Linked DNA regions of Homo sapiens: regions 1, 3, 4, 5, 6 and 7 are each linked to region 2. Evidence: chromatin contacts called from ENCODE Hi-C or POLR2A ChIA-PET data. All regions are on one chromosome and are shown on one strand. Each heading gives the region's core, a stretch centred on a gene start or an enhancer-like site at or near the end of the contact. The rest is flanking DNA. Distances are from core to core; before and after follow the strand shown.

What was found. Hi-C counts contacts between places; a loop is a spot of excess contacts on that map. ChIA-PET counts read pairs that join two places held with the same protein, here RNA polymerase II (POLR2A). Pooled maps may share reads with other maps.
Region 1: a loop to region 2 is called in a pooled map, with 7 times the contacts of the local background. The contact joins the promoter of AUNIP here to the promoter of SYF2 in region 2. A Hi-C loop is called at or near these places in 8 of 50 pooled maps. POLR2A ChIA-PET finds 5 or more read pairs at or near these places in 4 of 52 experiments (CD4-positive, alpha-beta T cell, GM12878, activated CD8-positive, alpha-beta memory T cell and 1 more).
Region 3: a loop to region 2 is called in a pooled map, with 10 times the contacts of the local background. The contact joins the promoter of RCAN3AS here to the promoter of SYF2 in region 2. A Hi-C loop is called at or near these places in 1 of 168 maps with a recorded cell type or tissue (naive thymus-derived CD4-positive, alpha-beta T cell) and 7 of 50 pooled maps. POLR2A ChIA-PET finds 5 or more read pairs at or near these places in 5 of 52 experiments (CD4-positive, alpha-beta T cell, activated B cell, activated T-cell and 2 more).
Region 4: a pooled map shows a loop between it and region 2 (10-fold over the local background). The contact joins the promoter of PDIK1L here to the promoter of SYF2 in region 2. A Hi-C loop is called at or near these places in 4 of 168 maps with a recorded cell type or tissue (CD4-positive, alpha-beta T cell, CD4-positive, alpha-beta memory T cell, CD8-positive, alpha-beta T cell and 1 more), 3 of 37 single-sample maps with no recorded cell type and 14 of 50 pooled maps.
Region 5: a loop to region 2 is called in a map of ascending aorta, with 3 times the contacts of the local background. The contact joins the promoter of STMN1 here to the promoter of SYF2 in region 2. A Hi-C loop is called at or near these places in 1 of 168 maps with a recorded cell type or tissue (ascending aorta), 5 of 37 single-sample maps with no recorded cell type and 14 of 50 pooled maps. POLR2A ChIA-PET finds 5 or more read pairs at or near these places in 5 of 52 experiments (AG04450, CD4-positive, alpha-beta T cell, MCF 10A and 2 more).
Region 6: a pooled map shows a loop between it and region 2 (9-fold over the local background). The contact joins the enhancer-like site here to the promoter of SYF2 in region 2. A Hi-C loop is called at or near these places in 4 of 50 pooled maps. POLR2A ChIA-PET finds 5 or more read pairs at or near these places in 2 of 52 experiments (BJ and activated T-cell).
Region 7: a loop to region 2 is called in a map of CD8-positive, alpha-beta T cell, with 6 times the contacts of the local background. The contact joins the enhancer-like site here to the promoter of SYF2 in region 2. A Hi-C loop is called at or near these places in 1 of 168 maps with a recorded cell type or tissue (CD8-positive, alpha-beta T cell) and 4 of 50 pooled maps. POLR2A ChIA-PET finds 5 or more read pairs at or near these places in 1 of 52 experiments (AG04450).

Annotation. Positions count from the first base shown.
Region 1 is chr1:25,858,069-25,860,768 of GRCh38, forward strand. It overlaps AUNIP (aurora kinase A and ninein interacting protein), which reads right to left and starts at 1,389. Exons shown (of 3, transcript NM_024037.3): 1 at 1,212-1,389. The coding sequence starts at 1,289. RefSeq lists enhancers at 1,044-1,669, 1,567-1,796, 1,670-2,295 and silencers at 1,287-1,546, 2,147-2,206.
Region 2 is chr1:25,231,191-25,233,890 of GRCh38, forward strand. It overlaps SYF2 (SYF2 pre-mRNA splicing factor), which reads right to left and starts at 1,312. Exons shown (of 7, transcript NM_015484.5): 1 at 1,254-1,312; 2 at 914-1,021. The coding sequence starts at 1,277. LOC124903881 (a long non-coding RNA gene) reads left to right here and starts at 1,399. Exons shown (of 2, transcript XR_007065555.1): 1 at 1,399-1,489. RefSeq lists enhancers at 1,130-1,279, 1,422-2,335, 1,520-1,769.
Region 3 is chr1:24,501,095-24,503,794 of GRCh38, forward strand. RCAN3AS (RCAN3 antisense RNA) reads right to left here and starts at 1,288. Exons shown (of 2, transcript NR_144360.1): 1 at 1,254-1,288. It overlaps RCAN3 (RCAN family member 3), which reads left to right and starts at 1,742. Exons shown (of 5, transcript NM_013441.4): 1 at 1,742-2,056. RefSeq lists an enhancer at 428-527 and silencers at 1,131-1,303, 1,585-2,084.
Region 4 is chr1:26,110,414-26,113,113 of GRCh38, forward strand. PDIK1L (PDLIM1 interacting kinase 1 like) reads left to right here and starts at 1,411. Exons shown (of 3, transcript NM_152835.5): 1 at 1,411-1,502. RefSeq lists silencers at 425-704, 765-1,404 and enhancers at 1,455-1,684, 2,065-2,174.
Region 5 is chr1:25,905,043-25,907,742 of GRCh38, forward strand. It overlaps STMN1 (stathmin 1), which reads right to left and starts at 1,377. Exons shown (of 5, transcript NM_005563.4): 1 at 1,347-1,377. It overlaps MIR3917 (microRNA 3917), which reads right to left and starts at 1,412; the gene lies at 1,320-1,412. It overlaps LOC105376885 (a long non-coding RNA gene), which reads left to right and starts at 1,508. Exons shown (of 2, transcript XR_947102.1): 1 at 1,508-1,604; 2 at 1,994-2,700. RefSeq lists silencers at 316-610, 390-809, 1,200-1,289, 1,310-1,619.
Region 6 is chr1:26,034,107-26,036,806 of GRCh38, forward strand. It overlaps EXTL1 (exostosin like glycosyltransferase 1), which reads left to right. Exons shown (of 11, transcript NM_004455.3): 10 at 730-898; 11 at 1,059-2,358. The coding sequence ends at 1,241. Among named protein-coding and RNA genes, the nearest start is that of SLC30A2, 11 kb to the right of the region's middle. RefSeq lists enhancers at 279-1,009, 1,508-1,577, 1,588-1,677, 1,688-1,827, 2,108-2,207 and silencers at 1,068-1,367, 1,312-1,475. Within about 2 kb of position 1,390, at least 29 of the 41 ENCODE cell types and tissues checked have a DNase peak (open chromatin) inside an H3K27ac peak, as active enhancers do.
Region 7 is chr1:24,535,385-24,538,084 of GRCh38, forward strand. It overlaps RCAN3 (RCAN family member 3), which reads left to right. Exons shown (of 5, transcript NM_013441.4): 5 at 1-2,700. Among named protein-coding and RNA genes, the nearest start is that of NCMAP-DT, 19 kb to the right of the region's middle. RefSeq lists enhancers at 1-598, 599-1,248, 1,075-1,164. Within about 2 kb of position 1,292, at least 14 of the 41 ENCODE cell types and tissues checked have a DNase peak (open chromatin) inside an H3K27ac peak, as active enhancers do; they include CD8-positive, alpha-beta T cell, where a contact is called at or near this core.

The DNA of each region.
Region 1 (2,700 bases), core at 139-2,638, 630 kb after region 2:
AGGCAGGAGAATGGCGTGAACCCCGGAGGTGGGGCTTGCAGGGAACTGAGATTGTGTCACTGCACTCCAGCCTGGGCGACAGAGCAAGACTCCATCTCAAAAAATAATAATAATAAATAATAATAATAAAATGATCAAATTTCTTATCTATAAAACCAGGATAATGACAAAATCTACTTTACTGAATTTTGGTGAGTACCTGCCATTGATAAAGTGTATAAAGTCTCGGCAAAATGCCTGACACATAGAAAGCACTCAATAAAGGTTAGGTATTGTTGTTATTATTTATACACCTCTTTTCTTCCCTATAAGACTGTGAGCAACCTGAGAGCAAGAATCTTGCCCCTAGTGTCTGTTTTGAGCCTGTTTTCCGTATGTAAAATGGGTATCATTACACTATCTACCATATAGAATTGTACCAAACAAGGTAACATACCTAAAACACTTAGCACCAGCATAAAATGCTCAATAAACATGAATGATTATTATGTCGCACTTTTGTTTCTTTACAGTGACTGAAGAGCATCTTGCCTAGGTGACAGACCTGAATGTGATTTCCAGCTCCTTCTAGTTAGGCGGGCCTAGGTTAGTTACTGAACCTCAGTTTCCTCATTCCCAGCAAGAATGACGACACATATAACGCATATTCAGTATCTAATGCAGTATCCGGCACCCAGTGACTGCTCAGTACATAGGAGGCCAGCTCCCCTTCCCATAGCTTCTACTTTTCCCCTCAAAGTTACCGGTTCTGGGCAGGTAGTTGGCCTGCAACTTGGCAAATTGGGTGGAAACAGACCCCGGGGTGAGAATTTCCCCAATTTGCATTCGCATCCATCTCCCAATGCTCCAGCCTCTACTAGGACGTCTCGCAGGGACTGTGGCCTCCTAGGGAGCCTGGTCAGTTCAACTGCTCCGAGCGAACTTTCCCTCCGCCTCTCCCACACCTGAACCTTCGCCGCCCCTCCCTGCGCACCGCTCCTCCAGACCCCCCAACAGCACGCTCTTTCCTTCCGTCCCTCCCATCCTCCCCAAGCCCCGTTTTTCAACCTTCTTCAGACCACAATCCCTCTCGCCTGTGAATCCCCAACGCTGTTCCCTTCTCTGTCCCCGACTTCGCTTTCATCATCTCCAGGTGTCCCCCAAACTCCTCCCGTCTTACGCCTCCAGGCCCTACCTGGTTCCCAACGCCCTCTCATCCCCCAGCGTCCCACCTGCACTTTCCGCCTCTTCAGCGCCGCCGCGTCCAGCCACACGCCGCAGGCCTCCTCCTCGGGGCCTGTCCGCCTCATGGCCGCTGAGGAGACGAAGCCGGCAGGACGCCGGCGCAGGCTCCCGGCGCCTCAGGGAACGCCAGAACCGCGGCCGCCGACGTTCGGATCTCGCGCCAACGCTGGGGGCGGGGCTACGTCGCGACCGCCCCGGGCGCCAGCCCCGCCCCGGCAAGGCCCTGGCCCCCTTCGCTGTGCCCCGCCCACGCACTAACTTTCGCGGCCGGTCCCTTGAGTGCGTGCGGCATATTTCCCTGCGCGGAGGAGTGCGTGTTCTTTCTGATCCGCTCTTTCAAGAGCGGATTCGGAAGCTGCTGTGTGAACGGTTCTCGACAGCCTCAGAAATGTACATTTTCTTTTTGCTGTATTGAAAATTTCTTACAGTATTTCCCGGGCTTAGGAATTTGTTCGTGTCATCGCTGAATCTTCGCGATCACCCCCAGAAGGAAGTGGCTGAGCCGAGATCAGGCCCGTCGACTCCAGACCAGGGGTCCTCGACCTAAGTGGTTACCAGACACTCGAGTGTGCGAACAACTTTGGTAATTTTTTTTTTTTAATGTAAGCGTAACTACGAAGCCACATGGGAGAGGATTTTGAAGAGGTTAAAATTTGGGGTCAGGAACTAGATTTCAGTCCTGCTTTCACCGTTTACTGTGCCTTGGATTTTAAAGAGGATCAAATGAGGTTGTGAAAGTACTTTGTGAATTCAGAAAACCCCTTGGAAATGCAAAAATGTTGGCACCCCCACCCATCCTTCCGTCCCTAACCACAATCTCCATAGATGGAATATATGTACATTATACGTAATGTTTACATATTGTATATGTAAAAAAAATTTTTTTTTGAGACGGAGTCTCACTGTCGCCCAGGCTGGAGTGCAGTGGCGCTATCTCGGCTCACTGCAGCCCCGCCTCCTGGGTTCAAGCGGTTCTTCTGTCTCAGCCTCCCTAGTAGCTGGAAGTACAGGCGCACGCCACCACACCCAGCTAATTTTTGTATTTTTAGTAGAGACGGGGTTTCACCATTGGCCAGGCTGGTCTCGAACTCCTGACCTCGTGATACGCCTGCCTCAGCCTCCCAAAGTGCTGGGATTACAGGCATGAGCCACCGCGCCCGGCCAAAAATTTTGTAATTTTTTTTTTTTGGTGGAGGGAGGATAGAAGCTCAGCCACCTCTTGCCCAGTCTGCAGCAGGTCAGCCAGGAACCTCAACCATCTCTGCAGCCAGAGCCTGTCTTCATGGTGGACAGAGCCATCTCGCTTTGTCACCCAGGCTCGGGTACAGTGGCACAGTCTCAGCTCACTGCAGCCTCAACCTCTTGGGCTCAAGCGATCCTGCCACCTCAGCCTCCCAAGTAGCTGGGACTACAGGTGTGTGCCACCACGCCTGGCTAATTTTTGTATTTTTAGTAGAGATGGGTTTTCGCCATGTT
Region 2 (2,700 bases), core at 62-2,561:
CAGAAGAAAGAAATATGTGGTCATTCTTGTAATTTGAAAAGTCTTCTTTGTTTTGTCTCACTACAACAGTCAGAGTGATTTTGGGATTTTGTGAAACCATGGCCTAGCTGTCAGGTCACTCCATGGTGAAACAGGGGCTGCTTTTCTCTTTCTCTGCTCCAACTGCAGCAAGCTATTTGCTGGACTCTTATCCCTAATACAAATTCTCTTTCTTTGAATTTGTTCCCTTTGCTTGGATATCTCTTTCTCTAACTCCTTTAGTTGTCTGGCTTTCAAACAGTAGTTTAGGTGTCACCTACTACATGAGGCACCCCCTGGAGACCCACAAACTGCATTCCTCTCTCCTCCTCTGCACCTCCAGGGCACTTAAACATCAGATTCCCTATCAACTGGCTGAACTACCACACTGTAGACTTTCAAAAGTTTGCCATTTTTTTTATTTTCTTTTTATTCTTTTCCCCCAGAAGTCCCAAAAACAGATGATTATTTTCTTTTCACTCAAACAGATTCTGACAGAAGATTATTATTTTTTAAAGTGAACCAGGTCTCTTACTGACACTAGACAAGTTTCTTCCTGTCTCTAGCTCTACATATTTCCCTAGGTAAAATGAAGAATTTGTTGGAATCACGGAGCAGGGAGGTTGTTAGTAATGGAGACTCCCAAACCTAACCCAGATACATTAAATTGGATGTGGGTGGGAGAGGGGCTGGAGTGAACAGTTATATTTTCAAATGTTCTCAGAATGATCCCAATGTGCTGCCAGGGTTGAGTACCACCGAACAGAGCTTTCCTCTCAGATGATCCTGCTCTGTTGGTCTGTCAGACGCAGTGGTGTGGCTTCCTCGTCCCCTCTACAAAAGCGCACAGGCTTGGCCAGATGACGGATCTAAGCCGGCCTCCAAGACTACTCACCCGCATCAGGTGCAGCTCCCGGAATTTGCGCAGTCTCTGTTCGCGCTTCTGAGCGGCCAGCTCCGCCGCCGCAGCGAGGGACCCCTCCTCCGCGCTGTCCACCAGCACCTGCGACAAGGAGAACTGGCTTCAGGCAGAGCCGGCTCAGCTTCTCCCAGGACTGCCCAGGCCGAGTCCCCGCCGGTCCCCACAGGCTGGGCCTAGGGCCTCCACCGCCGACTTGACCCCACAGTGTCTGAGCCTCCCTGAAGCGAAACTAGACTTCGCCTCCACCTCTCTCCAGGCCGCTCCCCGGAACCCTCACCAACAAAACCCCCGGTGTACGGTGGGTGGAACTCACCTCGGATGCAGCTATAGCCGCCATCACAACCTTTCTCTCTTCCCACTTCCGGCAACAAGATAGAGCACTTCCGTCAACCTTCAGACAAACGGGCCGATACGTACGAATGGGCTACCATAAGCCCCGCCCCTTCCGGGAGGTCTCCGGAAGTTGGGACCCTTTTAGCTATGAAATATTTTGGATTGCGTAGGGTCTTGCGCAGCCGCGAAAAGTAGCGTGGGCCAGGACAGCGGGAGGTAAGTCGCCAAGAAAAGGGTTGGGAAGAGCTCAGAATCGGACGGCTAGGAAGAAATGACCAAAAGGAGCCTGATAGCCCCCTATTCTGCACGCTGTTCCTGGAAACCGCCTTTGCAAAGACAGTGAGAGAAATCTAACATGGCTCACTCCATCTTGCTTCTAGCCTCGCAGGCCGGCTGTCTTCGCTCATTCCTGGGCATAAACCAAGCTAACCATGGGAGAATTTATAGTTTAACTTTTAAGCAAGGATGATCATAGTCCCTTCCTTAAACAGGGCCCCTCCTTGTTTGGGGGCTGAAACTGCCTTTATAAAACTAATGAAAGACCGGGAGGTTAGGATTATGAGGGGAGAATTCTGCTAAAATGTAGTAAACGATAACCAGCCATTGTTTCGGAGGACATCGGATGTGTAACTTCCCCAATTATTCCTGTAGATAACGTTATCGTAGCACCTAAGATTGGTCTTTTGAGGCATTTTTCAGACTTTCGCATTCTGGCAACTAACTGACCCCACCCAGACTCGTGACCCATGACCCAACCGCTTCTTCTGTCCCACTCCTCCCCCAAGAGGCGGACTCAGCTGTTGAGGAGTGTAGTCCACACCCCTGTGATTGCATCTCCAACCAATCAGCAGCATCCATTCCCTAGTGCCCTGCCCACACCAAACTATGAAATACCCTAACCTCTGAGCTGACCCTTCAGGAAAACTTACTTGAGTGGTAACCCTTCTTCCCTGAGGCCAGCCTCAGGTTAATACAACTGTATACTGCAGTAGCACTTTTCAGTGAATTGGTTTTGTCTGCAGTAAGCAGGAAAAACCTGCAGTGCCATTCATTCCCATGAGTGGAAAGTTCTTTCCATTTAGAGCTTAAGGTGTTGTCACTTTCTCCAAGAAGCAGGTCTTGCCCTTGGCCTGGTGTGGTGGTTCATGGCTGCAATCCCAGCACATTGCGGGGCGGAGGCGGGAGGATTGCTTGAGCCCAGGAGTTCAAGACCAGCCTGGACAACAAAGTAAGAATCAGTCTCTAAATTAAAAAATAAAAGTAATTTTTTTTTGTTTTTTTGTTTTGAGACAGAGTCTTGCACTATCACCCAGGCTGGAGTGCAGTGGCACCGATCTCGGCTTACTGCAACGTCCGGCTCCCGGGTTCAGACGATTCTCCTGCCTCAGCTTCCCGAGTAGCTGGGATTACGGGTGCCTGCCACCATG
Region 3 (2,700 bases), core at 38-2,537, 730 kb before region 2:
AACTACTCAGGAGGCTGAGATGGGAGGATCACTTGAGCCTGGATGGTTGAGGCTATGATTGTGCCACTGCACTCCAACCTAGGCAACAGAGCAGACCCATCTCAAAACAAACAAAAAAACACCAAAAAAAAAAAAAAAAACAACCCTCAATTTTTGCAAAAGTTGCTGTGTTAGAGGAATTTAGAGAAAAAATAATTACTATAGTCCTTAGAGTGACCTTGACAAAAGAAGCAGCTTGCCATCAATATTAGTTAAACGAATGAAAGTGAAGAACTTAGTTTAAGACAAGATGGGGAGCAGGAGCAGCACGGTTGGAGGCAGCAGGAACCACAGAAGCAGCAAGCAGGAAGTAGGAGGGGCGATCTGCTGGACATACCTCGGTGACTATGCTGGGCTCAACTGCTGGGGAGCCCTTGGGGTCATAATCCAACCCTGATTTCTTAGTTTACATCTAACAGGGATTAGATGTGCTGTACACATTTTAGTCCATCTTCCTGCCCCATGATGCAGGCGCTGAGTGCCTTTGATGTTAAGCTTCACTGTGCCTCACTTTGCCTCTGAAAGGTCTTGAGTGGGTAATGAGAGCTGATTTTCTTCTAACTGCACATTCCTTTTTTTTTTTTTTTTTGAGACGGAGTCTTGCTATGCTGTCCAGGCTGGTCTCAGACTCCTGGCCTCAACCGATCCTCCCACCTCTGCCTCCTGAGTTAGCTGGGACTACGGGTGCGCACCACTGCGTGACTGCGCGTCCTTGTAGGTGGGAGATGAGCCCAGTTATTTTCCCTGCTGTGTGACCCTGCTTCCTTCTCTGCCGGCTAAGGGAAGAGACACCAGCTGCCTTCCAAGTTGGGCTCAGGAGCTTTGTCATCATAGTTGTTATTGGTGGTAATAATACCTGCCAATGTAAGCCTCGGTCCTATCACTGAAACTCGCTCAACAGCTTAGACCCCGGCTCTTCCCTTTGCGTAATAGTTGTAATCATGTCCCATGGTCTCCTAAGGCGTCGGAGACAAGCAAGACTGCGTGGAAGGGTTTTTACACGAAAAAGAAAGCATTAAACATGTGGATTGTATGACAACGGTAGATAGGGCATAGGGTGAAGAGGAGTAAGAGGAGGAGGGAGAGCGGGAGGAGGGAGAAGAGCACGAGTGGGGAGGAGAGGAGGGGAGGGGATGGGAGGGGAGGGGAAGGAGTGGGTAAGGGGAAGAGGGTTGTACCCGCCAGGGCGGGACCCAGCCTGTGCCGTCCCACACCTTGTGCTAGCTCCAGCTCAGCTACCTGCGGCCGCCTCTCCTCGGGCAATGAGGCGCCGGGAAGCCCACAGCATCTGATAATATCCGGGCCGCCGGTTGCCGGGAGGTGAACCGAGGTAAACTCGCCGCGCGCGGGGCGCAGTGTACATAGTAACCAGCCCTGAGTAAACGTTCGTCATATTCCTATGAGCTGCTCCGGGGACTGTCCTACGGGGCTAGCAGGAAAAGGAGATCGGCTCTCTCCGCTCCCGGTGGAAAACGAGAAGGTCGCCAGAGGTCCTGTTTTCGGGGTGATCTAAAGCCCCCGCCCCAGCGCTACAGCCCAAGCCCCCCACAGGCTGGGGACCAGGAACCCGGAGGAGCGGGAGGAGGGCGCGCGCGGCGAGACACCCCCACCCCGGCCCCCGCGCGCCCCCGCCCCGGTCCCCGCCCGGGTCCCCGCCTTGTCCTGGGCTCTGGCGCCTGCGCCGCCGTGCGCGCGCCCTGCCAGAACAGGAGGGGACGAGGCGGGCGCGCGGCGCCGGCAGCCTAGCTCAGCCGGGACACCGCCCTAGTCCCAGCCCAGGGGGCCGCTCTCGCCGGCGTCGAGGGCGTGGCGGCGAGGCTGCTGCTGCAGGCGGCTCCCGGCTCTGCCTTCGGCCCCGCCCGCCGCCCACCAGGCTCCCAGAGGCCCCGCAGCTCGCGCCGTCCGGCTCCCCGCAGCCCCGTCGGGCAGCCCGGGCCCGTCCGCTGCCCTCCCGGCTCCCGTCCTGCGGCGGCGGGGCGTGCAGGTGAGGCCCCACGGCGCCCGGCCTCTCCAGCAGGTTTGCACCCAGCGCGGGGCGGGGCGGGGCGGGGCGGGTGGGGGGGGTGGTGCATGAAAAGTTAAAAAAAAAAAAAAAAAAAAAAAAGCCGCCCCGAGAAGTCCGGGAGGGGTGGGCACTCCGAGCCGCGGGACCGGGAGATGCTACCGCGCGCGACCTCGCCTCCCGCGACCTCGCCTCCCGCCGCACCCTTCTCGCGCGCGGGGTCTAGTCTGGCAGCCTCGAGGGTGGTGTCCCGGAAAACAAAACAAAAATGTTTTGTCTTCTCCACCAACGATTTTCTCCCACCAAGTGTGTTTGACCTTTTGAAAAGCCGACAGGCCCAGCCTGCCTGTGAAGGCAGGAGCGGTGTAGGGGCGCCTGGAAGGTGGAAGCCCCCTGTCTTTCTCCCTTGCCCCGCTTCCCCCACGGTGCGTGGATCACCATCGCATTAGTGACTCCCTAACTTCTTGAAACTTGTCTGTCTGCTTCTGTCCGCCGCCTGGACAGGTAGGGCAGGAGTGATCTGTTCCAGGTTGATTCTTCTAGCTTCCGTGCAAAATCTGATCATCTCCTTTAGAGATTAGGATTCTAGTGTAGGAAGCAATCCAGATCCGTGTTTCAGATACAAACAAGGATTATTTAAAGTGATGTTTTCCTGTAGT
Region 4 (2,700 bases), core at 161-2,660, 880 kb after region 2:
ATGGGTATTCAAGGTAGACACATCCCAAAACAGACACTTCAGTGAGAAGAGGCAGAGGTGTTTCCTCACCTGTAAAAACAGGATAATAAAACCTACTCTTGTGGGGTTTGGTTAGGATTAAGCAAGATCATTTATATAAAGACCTAACCCAGTGCCAGACTCTCGGGAGAAGGGGCATAAAGGACAGAAAATAAAATGAGTTGATCTTTGAGCACAGCGACAGGGATTTTTTGTACATCGTGCCTTACAGAGCGAGCGCTGGGAGGAGGAATCATCACCCTGCTGAGAAGTAATGGGTGCAGAATAAATCGAGTAAGAAGGAATGGACTTTTCTGGCGGATGCTTACTGATCTAACAACTGGATGACTGAGGAATGCGGTCCTAAGTGACCCCGGGCTGGCTGTGGGGCCAACAGCGTGCGGGATCTGACTAACAGCGTGTGGCAGCCGAGCGACTGCAGCAGCGGCGGGGACCCCATTGACTGTCCAGCCCCGAGAGCGGCAGGAGCGCGGTGGATCCTGGCTCGGACCAAGGCCTCTCCCCTGCGCCGACTGCAGACCAACCCTCCACCAGGAGCCTCGCGGGGGGGCGCCGTGGGCACCGCAGCCAGGTGCAGGCGCCTCCGCGCCCTCACTCCCCACGCCGAGGAGGTGGCCCTGGCTCCCTGCGGCCGCAGCCGGGGAACAATGAGGCGCCGGCCTCTTTAAGGGAGATACCACCGCGCCGGCGGGGCAGGGGACGGCATCCTCCCAGATGATCGCACCCAGCCCCGCGCCGCCGCCGCCGCCGCCGTCTCCGCAACTGCACCGCCCGCAAACATGGCTCAGTGACTCGGAGAAAAGCTGCAGTCTCCCTCCCGGCGGGGCGGACGCCAGGCCTCCTTGGTCGGGCCGCACCTCCCCGCAGGCCCGCCAAAGAGCACCGCGCCCCGCAGGCACCCGAGACCCGCGCGGAAGATGCACCGGGCGTTCCACCCCAGCGAGCCCCGCACCCCAGCCCGCAGCTCGGTAGGTCGGAAGGGGGCGGGTAGAGGGAGGGGAGGCCGCGGCCGGGCGCGCGCAGCCCCAGGCCCGGACCTGCCGCTGCAGACGGTCCCCGGGGCCGCGGGCCCTGAGCGCCCGCTGCGGCTGGAGGGTGGCCGAGCCCCGGCGTGGCGTGGCCTCGCGGTTCCCGAGCCCGGCCACCCCTGCGGGGAGCAGCACCAGTGGTGCGCTCCGGAGCGCGCACACCTCCGACGACTCCCGGCTCTGCAAATCCTCGAGAGAGGGAGGAGGCGAGCGGAGCGCCGGCCGCGCGCCTCGTCGGTGGCGCGGAACGTCCCGGCTCGCGCTACGGAAAGCCGGAGGGGGGCGGGGCCGTCGGCGTAAGGGGGTGTGTCCGCGCGCACCACGGGGGCGCGCGCCGGCTGCTGACTGGAGGCGGCGGCAGCGGAGGCGCGAGCTGCCCGATAATGGCGGCCTGCAGAGCCCATGAGAGGGAGAAGCGGCAGCGTCTACCCTGAGGTAAATCTGGCCTTTCGGCGTGGCGGAGAGGTCTTGCTGCAGAGCCGATGGCCCTGCATGTGCCTCCCTCCCTGGGAGGCTTGTCACAGACGTGTCAGCGGAGTCATCCTGGGGAAGGCCCTGCGCTCCTCAGGCCACCGACCCCAGTCGCGGCCTCCTCTCATACCGGGGCCACCTCCCCCCGGCCCTCAGCCCCCAGCCCCGAGGAGTTGAGGCAACTGCAGGGCTGGCTCCTCAGAGCGAAGGGGCTCAGGAGGCTCCCCTCCGGGCTTCATCTGAGCACGGCCGAGGAGGGGGAGGGCCTGACACTTGGCCAATGAGCGCGGCCTGAGCCGCCGCGTCGGGCAACACCTCTGGCCGCGACTGGCCCTTCCCGGGCGCCGGCAGGTGTCTGGCCTGGCCGGCTCGCGTCCCAGCGCCTGGTTAGAGCAGCGGGAGCGAGGGCCCGCCACTTTCGGTCGAAAGTCACTTAGGTTCGCATCGGATGCATCATTGGATCCGGGATCCCACGGGTTTCATAAACACCTCTCTCCTCCCTATTCAGGAAGGTGCTCTTCCCCATGGGGACTGTACCAGGCTGGAGAGGACATGGCACTGCTTCAGAGACACGAACCACCTTGAGTGGATGTGATTGGCGATCCCCGTAGAGCAGGAAAGCTCGTCTGCTGTGCAGCCGGCGCAGAGGATTCTGTGGCAGGAAATTAGACACTAGGAAATTCAGTAGCGATTTGAAGGGTGGGTGTCCAGTTAGAGGAAGTGGGACTGAACACAATCTCAGAAGTCATTTCTTTTTATTAAATCTATCCTGTAGACTTAAAGCAGTGGATCCCAACTTCTCAGGCTCTAGGGTCAGTAGCCTTTTGCTTCCCCAGCTGTACAGAATAAATATTGTACAATCTCAGGTTACTTTTCTAGCCCGTGGTCACAATCTACAAATGAGAATTCGTTCATGAAGTTGGTTATAATCTAGAAATTCTTTGGGCGCTGAGGAAGCCCACTTTAGACTTTCTCCATTCAACACATGAGCATTTCTGTGCAGGGCCTTTGCCCTCGCCTTTAAACCGTTCAGTAAGTTGAATTCCCAAGAACTCTGTCAGAGAGCCCCTTGATATGCAGGATCTTTGTTGGCAAAAATGACCTAGAACTAAATAGATATTGTTTACTCCAGCTGTCTTATGACTAGGAAAAAGGAAACATA
Region 5 (2,700 bases), core at 127-2,626, 670 kb after region 2:
TTTCACCGAAACTGTAAGAAGATATTCCAGATTCAACTCAACAGTGCCCCCGGAGCCATCTTAATACTGCCTACAACTCATTGTGCAAATGAAATACCCACCCCTGCTTTGTCTGTGTCTGACGTGGTGGATAAGAAAACGCCCAAGCTAATAGTAACCAATAATGTTGAACTCCTATTGTCCCTCAGGTTTAAGCTTCCTTGCCCAACAGCAAGCAAAATGTTTATGAACCTCTAGATTTTGACTTATATTTGCTGCCGTTATGTCATGAAAAATGCTGTATCTCTTGTTGATCTTTTTAACATTATGACTTTTGTAGACGCCAGCTAGTACCAAAAACGTAGGATGACAGGTTCCCAAAAGCTAGGAATTAAAATCAGAGGCAGCGACAAGATTTAAGAAAAGCAGAGAATTAGACGCAGCACCGGACCCAGGATGGGCGTGGCCCTGGTCCGGGCGAGGAAAAGAGGACCGGTCGCCCCCGGCCAATCAGAGCACGCCTTGCGCTCCGGCCCCTGGCCCCGCCCCCTTCCTCCCCGCGCCTTTTCGAATCTCCCCGAACTCAACACCCCGGAGCCCGCGCGCGTGGGAAGGGGAGGGGTGGGCGGGGCTAACGGTCCAATCCGGGTAACTCCGCCCCTGCCTGACTCCCCCTGCGCGGACGCCCCCCCCAACTCCCGCCAAAAACACCTCCAGGCCGCCGCCACCACCCCCTTCACAGTTCAGCGGGTGGGGCAGGCCCCGGGAACAGGCCCCCGGGTGGTCCCGCGGTGAGCTCGCCACCGCCTCCCGCCGTCCCCATGCCCAACCTGCCGCCACCCACGCTGTCCGCGCGTCCGGCCGCGAAGACAGAAGAACCCTCGTGGGGCCCGGGAGCGCCGCCCCTCAATCACCAGCTGCGGTCGCCAGGGGACGGTCGCAGGGAGGGTCGCGGCCCTGGCTGCCCGCAGTTTGGTCCTAAAGCCGCTGGTCCCTGGGGCACCGCCCCGTCCCTTCAGACAATGGGGAACCCGGCGGGGCCCGCAGGGAAGGGAGGGAGGGAGGGAGGTAAACGAGGGCCCACGCCCCCTATTGTCTCCTCGACGGCACCCCGGAGCGGACGCCCGGTGATCGCCCAGCCCCCTGCCCACGAACAGCCGCGCCCCCGGAGAGCGGGGACAAAGGCGAGGCTCCGCCCGAGCCACACACAAAGCGGAGCGACCCCCGCCCACCAACCCCTCCGAGGCCCGCAGCCCCGCCCGCCGCCCTGCAGCAGGGGGTCGCTGCCACGGCCCAGCCCCTCCCGCCGACCGCGTCCCTCTTGCTGGCCTCAGCCAGCCGCCGCCTCCTCCGAGCCCCGCACCCACCTGCTCAGTCCGAGCCGCCTGACCACACTCTGAGCACCAACAGACCCGGGCGCGCACAAAAGCGCCAAACAGAGGCACGTGACCTCCGCGCGGGGCTCCGCATTGGCCGAGAGCGGCGGCACGTGCCGCCCCCGCCCCCCACAACCCGCGTGGAGCGCCGCCCCCCGGGACCCCGAAGCACCTCGGGAAGTGTAGTCCTGTCCCGGAGGGCAGGAGGACAATGCCGGGGGTTGCAGGGCGCCTGGGGAGCATCCCCAGGTGTGGGCCTGGGACTAGGGGGGTGGTCTCGCCGTGGAAGAGGGCGTGGCAGTGGACCCCGGACTAGGTCCGAACCAGCTCCCCATTCTCGAGAACAAGGGCAGGGCGGAGCAGGCGGAGGGCGGGGGGGTCCTTCCCTACCTTTCCAAACTTTGGCCGCCTGGACTCCACCTTGTAGAGCCACATGCCCGCCTCGCCCCAAGGGCAGCACTCGGACAGAGCAGTGCCCCTTCTAGTGCGCCACCCACATGGGTGCCTAAGACGCCCGAGCCCCTGTGACAGCACAATGCCACTCCACGCCCCTGCAGGGCCCCCTGCCCCCGGCACCCTACACCGACACCGGCGTGTCACCCATATTGTGACATCATCGTAATTTCTAATCCACTCAGCCCACAGGTCGCGGGCGTGGCCCTTCCCTCACTGTGTGCGTTCTTGCCAGCATCCTCAGGTTCCCGAGCCGGTGACCAGGGACCTGTGCGGGAAAGCGTGGGGCTCTGGAATTTGATCGCCTTTGGTCTAACAAAGCCACTCAGCTTAAATGCAGACTCCATCTGTTCTTCCAAGCCTTCTGCGGATGATAGGGGAGGAAGAGCAATAGCCGTTCTAGACTACACAGATTGCAGTTAAGTGTTGCTTTTGTTCTCAGAGCACGTGCTCCCCAGAGCAGCACTGGGTTCTTTTTAAAAATCGAAAAAGGAGCCACAAGGTCACTGTTCTCCCTGACCTGGATAGCTCAGAACCTCAGCAAAGGCACAAAGGAAATTGGTCTGACCGTGCCTTAGAATAACTGGCCCTTTCTCTCACAAAAAGGGGAAAAAAATAAATGAAATGAACATGGTCCCCGCCTCCTCCCATTCTCTGACCAAGACCGTGTCCTCGGTTGGTGGTCAATACACCAAGACACCTGCTTTGAGATCTTGACTAAGCAGAAGAGATATCTTTATTTTATTAATGAGCTGCATCTCCCCAAATCAAGAAACAAATGTGACCAACCTTCCTGAAACAACAGTCCTAATTTAGAAAGACTCTCATGCCTAGTTAGTCACCAGGGATGTGCCAGAGATAAAATACAACTAAGGGGTGCCCAAGACAATAA
Region 6 (2,700 bases), core at 140-2,639, 800 kb after region 2:
CCACAAATGGTAGCTATTGTTATTTGAAGTAGAGCCATGCAGTGAGTAAGGGCAGTGTGTGGGTTTGCTGGTGGTGGGGTGACAAGAAAATAGTCCTGATGCTTTATGAATGTGGATGTTATGAGTTGGGGAACATCCCAGACCTTCCAGAAGCTGCCTGAAGTGCTCCGGTCTTAGGGCAGAGACTGAATTCTGTAAGACCTCTTTAGAGGGGTTCCTTAAACATGTTTAAATCAAATATGCATAACGTGGAACCTCTTATAGATTACTCAGGAGCTCTGCAGGGAATTCTCAGTAGAGTGAAGAATTACCTAATGTCTGCGAGATGAGGCTGGCCTGTCTGAGGGCCGTGTGAAGTGAGCTCACCCGGAGCGGTATCAGCCTGGTTCATCCACAACTGTTCTTTGGGCTTCCATGTTTGATGGCTTTGAAACCAGCTGATCCAAACCCATCTAATTCTGGCTCTGAGTTCAGCGCTCAGAGCCCAAGGATGGGGGGCCCAAGGAGCTGTGAGGGAGAGGGCAGGGAACACACCACTAACTGCAGATAAGCCACGGGGCACAGCACAATGGAGAGCTGTTCACGCCAGGGATGGGAGCTCTCTGAGGCAGCCAGGGCTCAGAGGCTTGGGGATGGGGGTCAAAGGGAGAGGTGAGGTCAGGAGGGAGGAGAATGGGGCCTGGGGATGGATTTGGCTGCAGCCTCTCCCTGTCTTTTCCTCTTGCCCAGGTATTACCACACTCTCTTCACCCACTCCCTGCCCAAGGCTCTGAGGACCCTGGCAGATGAGGCACCCACCTGTGTGGACGTCCTGATGAATTTCATAGTAGCAGCAGTCACCAAGCTGCCCCCTATCAAGGTGCCCTATGGCAAGCAGCGCCAGGAGGCTGCTCCACTGGTGAGGGCTGAGGGGGATTGGTCGGAACTGGCAGGGATTGGGCGGGGATGCCGGAGAGGATTCCCTCTCACTGTCTAATTCCAGTCTTTCTTGCTGCACGGGCGTGGGGAGTTCGGAAGGGCAGAGAAGCCCGTTAATGCATTGCTTCTTTCCCTCTTAGGCGCCTGGGGGCCCGGGGCCCAGGCCAAAGCCGCCTGCCCCAGCCCCCGACTGCATCAACCAGATAGCGGCAGCGTTCGGCCACATGCCCTTGCTGTCCTCTCGTCTGCGTCTGGACCCGGTGCTGTTTAAGGACCCGGTGTCCGTGCAGCGCAAGAAGTACCGCAGCCTGGAGAAGCCCTAGGGGGGCGACCCGCGGAGACCCCAGCAGAGGTCGCAGCCCAGCTCCCAGGGGGCCCGGCGCCTGCCGGCGGGCTCCGCTCTTGGGACACCGGAGAACCTATCATGTCAGCCAGCGGGCCCACACGTCGGACCCCGGTTGGCCAATCACAACAGGGGGGCGTGGCCTTACCTTCTCCTGCTCGCCCTCAGCCGCGGAGCCTCTGCGGAGGCTGAGCCCCGCGACCGGAGCGCCGCTCTCCGCTTCTCCACCCAGCTAACTTCTGCTCGTCTTTCAGAGCATTGTCTCCTCCAGGGACTTGCCTGGCCCTCCTCCCCCTCCGCCCCCAATGGGTTCGGTCTCCTTTGCGCTTTCGCAGTCCAGTGTTTGCCGCGGTTCCCGCACGGTCAGGCCCCAGGACTGGCTTGCGAGCCCCGGGGGGCGGGTCGTGTCGTGTCCTTTTCTCTCTGGCTAGGCAGGTGTGCCGCAAATATTTGACGAATAGATGGATGGCAGACATTAACTGCGTGCCTGGCCCTATGAGGGCGGCGGCGGGACAGGGTGAGCGGAGAGACAGAACTGTCCCCGCCCCACCCCGCCACCCATTCCTAGGGTTCCTAGTCCCGGGAAGGCAACTACCCAAAGACGCCTGGGTTGTCAGGCTCAATCCTTGAGCCTCAACCAAGGAGCAGAGGGGTGCGGGTAAACGAGGAGTGGGGCGAGGAAAGCGGGATGGGAACAAGTGGCCTGTCCCCGCACGGCCCGCGGCTCAGCCTCGGCCGTCTGCCCTGCACTACCAAGGCCGACCACTAGAGGTCAGCGTCGCGCCGCACTCTTCACCCGCATGTCCAGAGGGCGGCCGGGATGTGGAGGGTGAGCGCTGTGGGCAGCTCGGGGGCTGAAAGCTGGGAAGAGAAATCTGAAGAACAGCCCCATCTCTTTCGCCTGCACACTTGGAACTCAGCAAGAAGGGACTGTTTCTAGGTGGGCTGGGCGCGAGCAGGGACTGTCCCGAGCGGTATAGGTGAGAATGGAGTTGGGGGGGGACACTAGGTCCTCCGGGGTTCACCCACCTGGAGCTGGAATTATCACTTCCGAAATAAAGCGCGTGTCCTTGCCCCCTCACGCTCCAGGCTATAAATACCCTTACAGCAGCTGCTCGAGGGAGGGGCTCAGGGCTCAGGGCTCGCCTGGGAGCGCGTGCGACTCCAGAGGGTGAGGGTGGTGGGTCCAGCCCAGGTCCAGGGTGTCAGGTGTTTTCCTGCTTTGATGGCCTGGCAGCTCTGGAAACTCCCGTGACTGTCTCACTGGCAGGAACATACTGTCCCCTTAGGCCTCTCCAAGGCCTTCCACCCCCACCCCCCAGCTTGACCTCGGCGGGCCCCTGGATGACTCAGGTCCTCCCTAGAGCCAGTCACAGCTGAGTGGCAGAGTGGGTTACCCTTGGGAGGCGTGGTGCTGTGAGATGCTTGAGGTACAGGGC
Region 7 (2,700 bases), core at 42-2,541, 700 kb before region 2:
GTGAGGTATAGGTCTTCTCACCACGCCTGTACTGCAGACACGGTCGTGTAGAGTAGCAGCTGATTTGACCTGTCCCAGATTTTAAGTGATATTCCAAAAGGGACTTTACATTAAAGGAGAAGCCCCCAAGATGTGGCCACCCTTAACCATTTTTAAATAGTAACAAATTAGGAAAACAGCTCCCCTCCCCTCCAGCCATGTAAGTCCTCCTGATTCTGTATCACATGAGACACCAAAAACTGGAAATGTAGTCACACCCAGTACAGTACCATTTTTATGAATTTAAAAATAGTCTTATAATTTTAATTGTTTGTGGGTATTTTTCTACTGGTATAAATAGCTTCTAATTAATAAATCGATCAAAGGTTGTTACTCAGTATACATGAAATTTTTTGCAGGAAAAGAAACCAGAAATACAGAATAATTCATAGAAATCATGGTTCTCAAGTATTTGTTCAATTAGCTTTGGGGAAGAAATGCCAAATCCACTTTGAGGATGAGTCTTACGACACAGATCCACCCACATGTTGCTCTTATCTGGAATTTGGGACAAAGCAATGCACAGGCCCTCATTCCTGATGTGGCGCCCTCCAGACATGGCTGCCCAGGAAGGACGGCCACTTTAGAAGTGGGACGTATCACCAGTAAGCTTGAATGATTAGGATCGCAGGTGGCTACTGCATTCTGCCGTTCGTGACCGTGTTCTAGCCTGTAGACCACCCAGCTACCTTCATTCACCAGTTTTTATCCTTCACCTTTTCCAGTATCTTGTTAACCACTAGTTCTTGAGTTTTTTGGCTATGATGTGTACGTTTATGTATGTCATTCATGGACTTTCAACTAGAAAAGGTAATGATAAGGTTTTCTGAAGACCATTTGTAAATTGTCCATTTAACCATTTTTCAGCTTGCTTTGAAACAAAAGTCACACCTACTATTTTTCTATGAATTAGGGAATGAGGGGGAGATCATTCAGTTTTACTTTTCTTTTTGTTGAAATTTTGTACCCGGATTGCAGTTGGCACTTTTCCTAAAACAGAATTGTTTCCCACTTAGGTGTCAGAATGTACCTTTGAACTTCCCTAAGAAGCAGCAGGATCTTTTTAACTCTCTCTGGTCTGTTTAGACTTTGAAGTCCCTTCTGTAGAAAAGTCTCATAACTGAGAAGGCTCTGTTTTGGGCCGGGTGGGTCTGCTGGCCTCCACTCACTGTGCTGTTTCCTTTGAGTGGCACACTTGGGAAGCTCCGGGGCATGTGAAGGAGCTGCAAACATGAGAACTAATGAACCAAGGCGGCTGCCACCAGGAAGGAACAGAACGCAGGCATTCAACCATGACGTCTGCACAGTGTTAGTAACATGTCATTGTGGTTTCGTTCTCACTGTGGTAAAATTTATTTCTGAGCACTTAAACTGTGTTGCATACCCCTAATTTTTTTTTTTTCTGTATCTTCCTTGCCCTCAAATACCCTGAGGTGATAAACTGTTCCAGTTGTAGCCAACTACCACTGCTAGGCCTCAATGTAAATTCAGTTGAAATTTGCAATTCTATCAGCAATTTAATGTATTGAATTCAGATCATCATTTGTCATTTTAACCGACAACCACCCAATAAATTTACTCTGCAGTTCTGAACTCAGCATTGTGCCCATTTTTTACTGCAAGATGGACCCTGTATGCCAGGAGACATGTATTATCAACAATTGGGAATTTTTTGAATTTCCTTTTAGGTAATATTGATTCACTGTAATTTTCTAAGTGATCAAAACCCATGAGATTTTGTTATTTGGCTTGGCTTTCATTCTCTGCCTGCCCATTAAAGAATATTCTATTCCTAACACATAAAACATTTTACAGTCAAGCAGTGCAAATTACAGTGCTTTTCTATTTTTTTTTTGAGAGCCTTGAATAAATTGAAGAAAACTTTAAACCAAAATTAGAGACGAGTCATTTAAGCTTTTCTGAATGGAAAGTATTAATATTTTCATTTTTCTAGTATAATATAATAAAATGAATTTTTTTAAAAAAGCTACTAAGTACCCATCAACTTTTTCATATTGTGAAATGAACCAGGATCTTAACAGATACTATCATCGCTGTCCTTTTTTGGCTGTTTAATATCTAGTTCATGTAACAAATTTACAAGAGATAAGTCTCATGGTTTTTTTTTTCTTTTAATAGGCTTTTCTGCAATTTTTTTGAAATTGAGTTATTACTTGGATTTAACCCTGATAGGACCAGGTGTGGTGGCTCACACCATAATCCCAGCACTTTGGGAGGCCAAGGTGGGTGGATCCACCTGAGGTCAGGAGTTCAAGACCAGCCTGACCAACATGGTGAAATCCTGTCTCTACTTAAAAAATACAAAATTAGCCTGGCATGGTGGCACATGCCTGTAATCCCAGCTACTTGGGAGGCTGAGGCAGGAGAATTTCCTGAACCGGGAGACGGAGGTTGCGGTGAGCCGAGATCACGCCATCGCACTCCAGCCTCGGCAACAAGAGCGAAACTCCGTCTCAAAAAAAAAAGATTTAACCCTGATTGATAGTATAGTAGCCATGTTTTCTTTAGAAATCATAACCTCTTCATGGGAATCAAACTATGTTGAAAATTGTGAGGAAAGATAATGGTGCTTTGTGTTGGGAAAAAAACATTTGTGAAGGATTAGAAAACCGTAACACTTAACAAGGATAGTCACAGAAC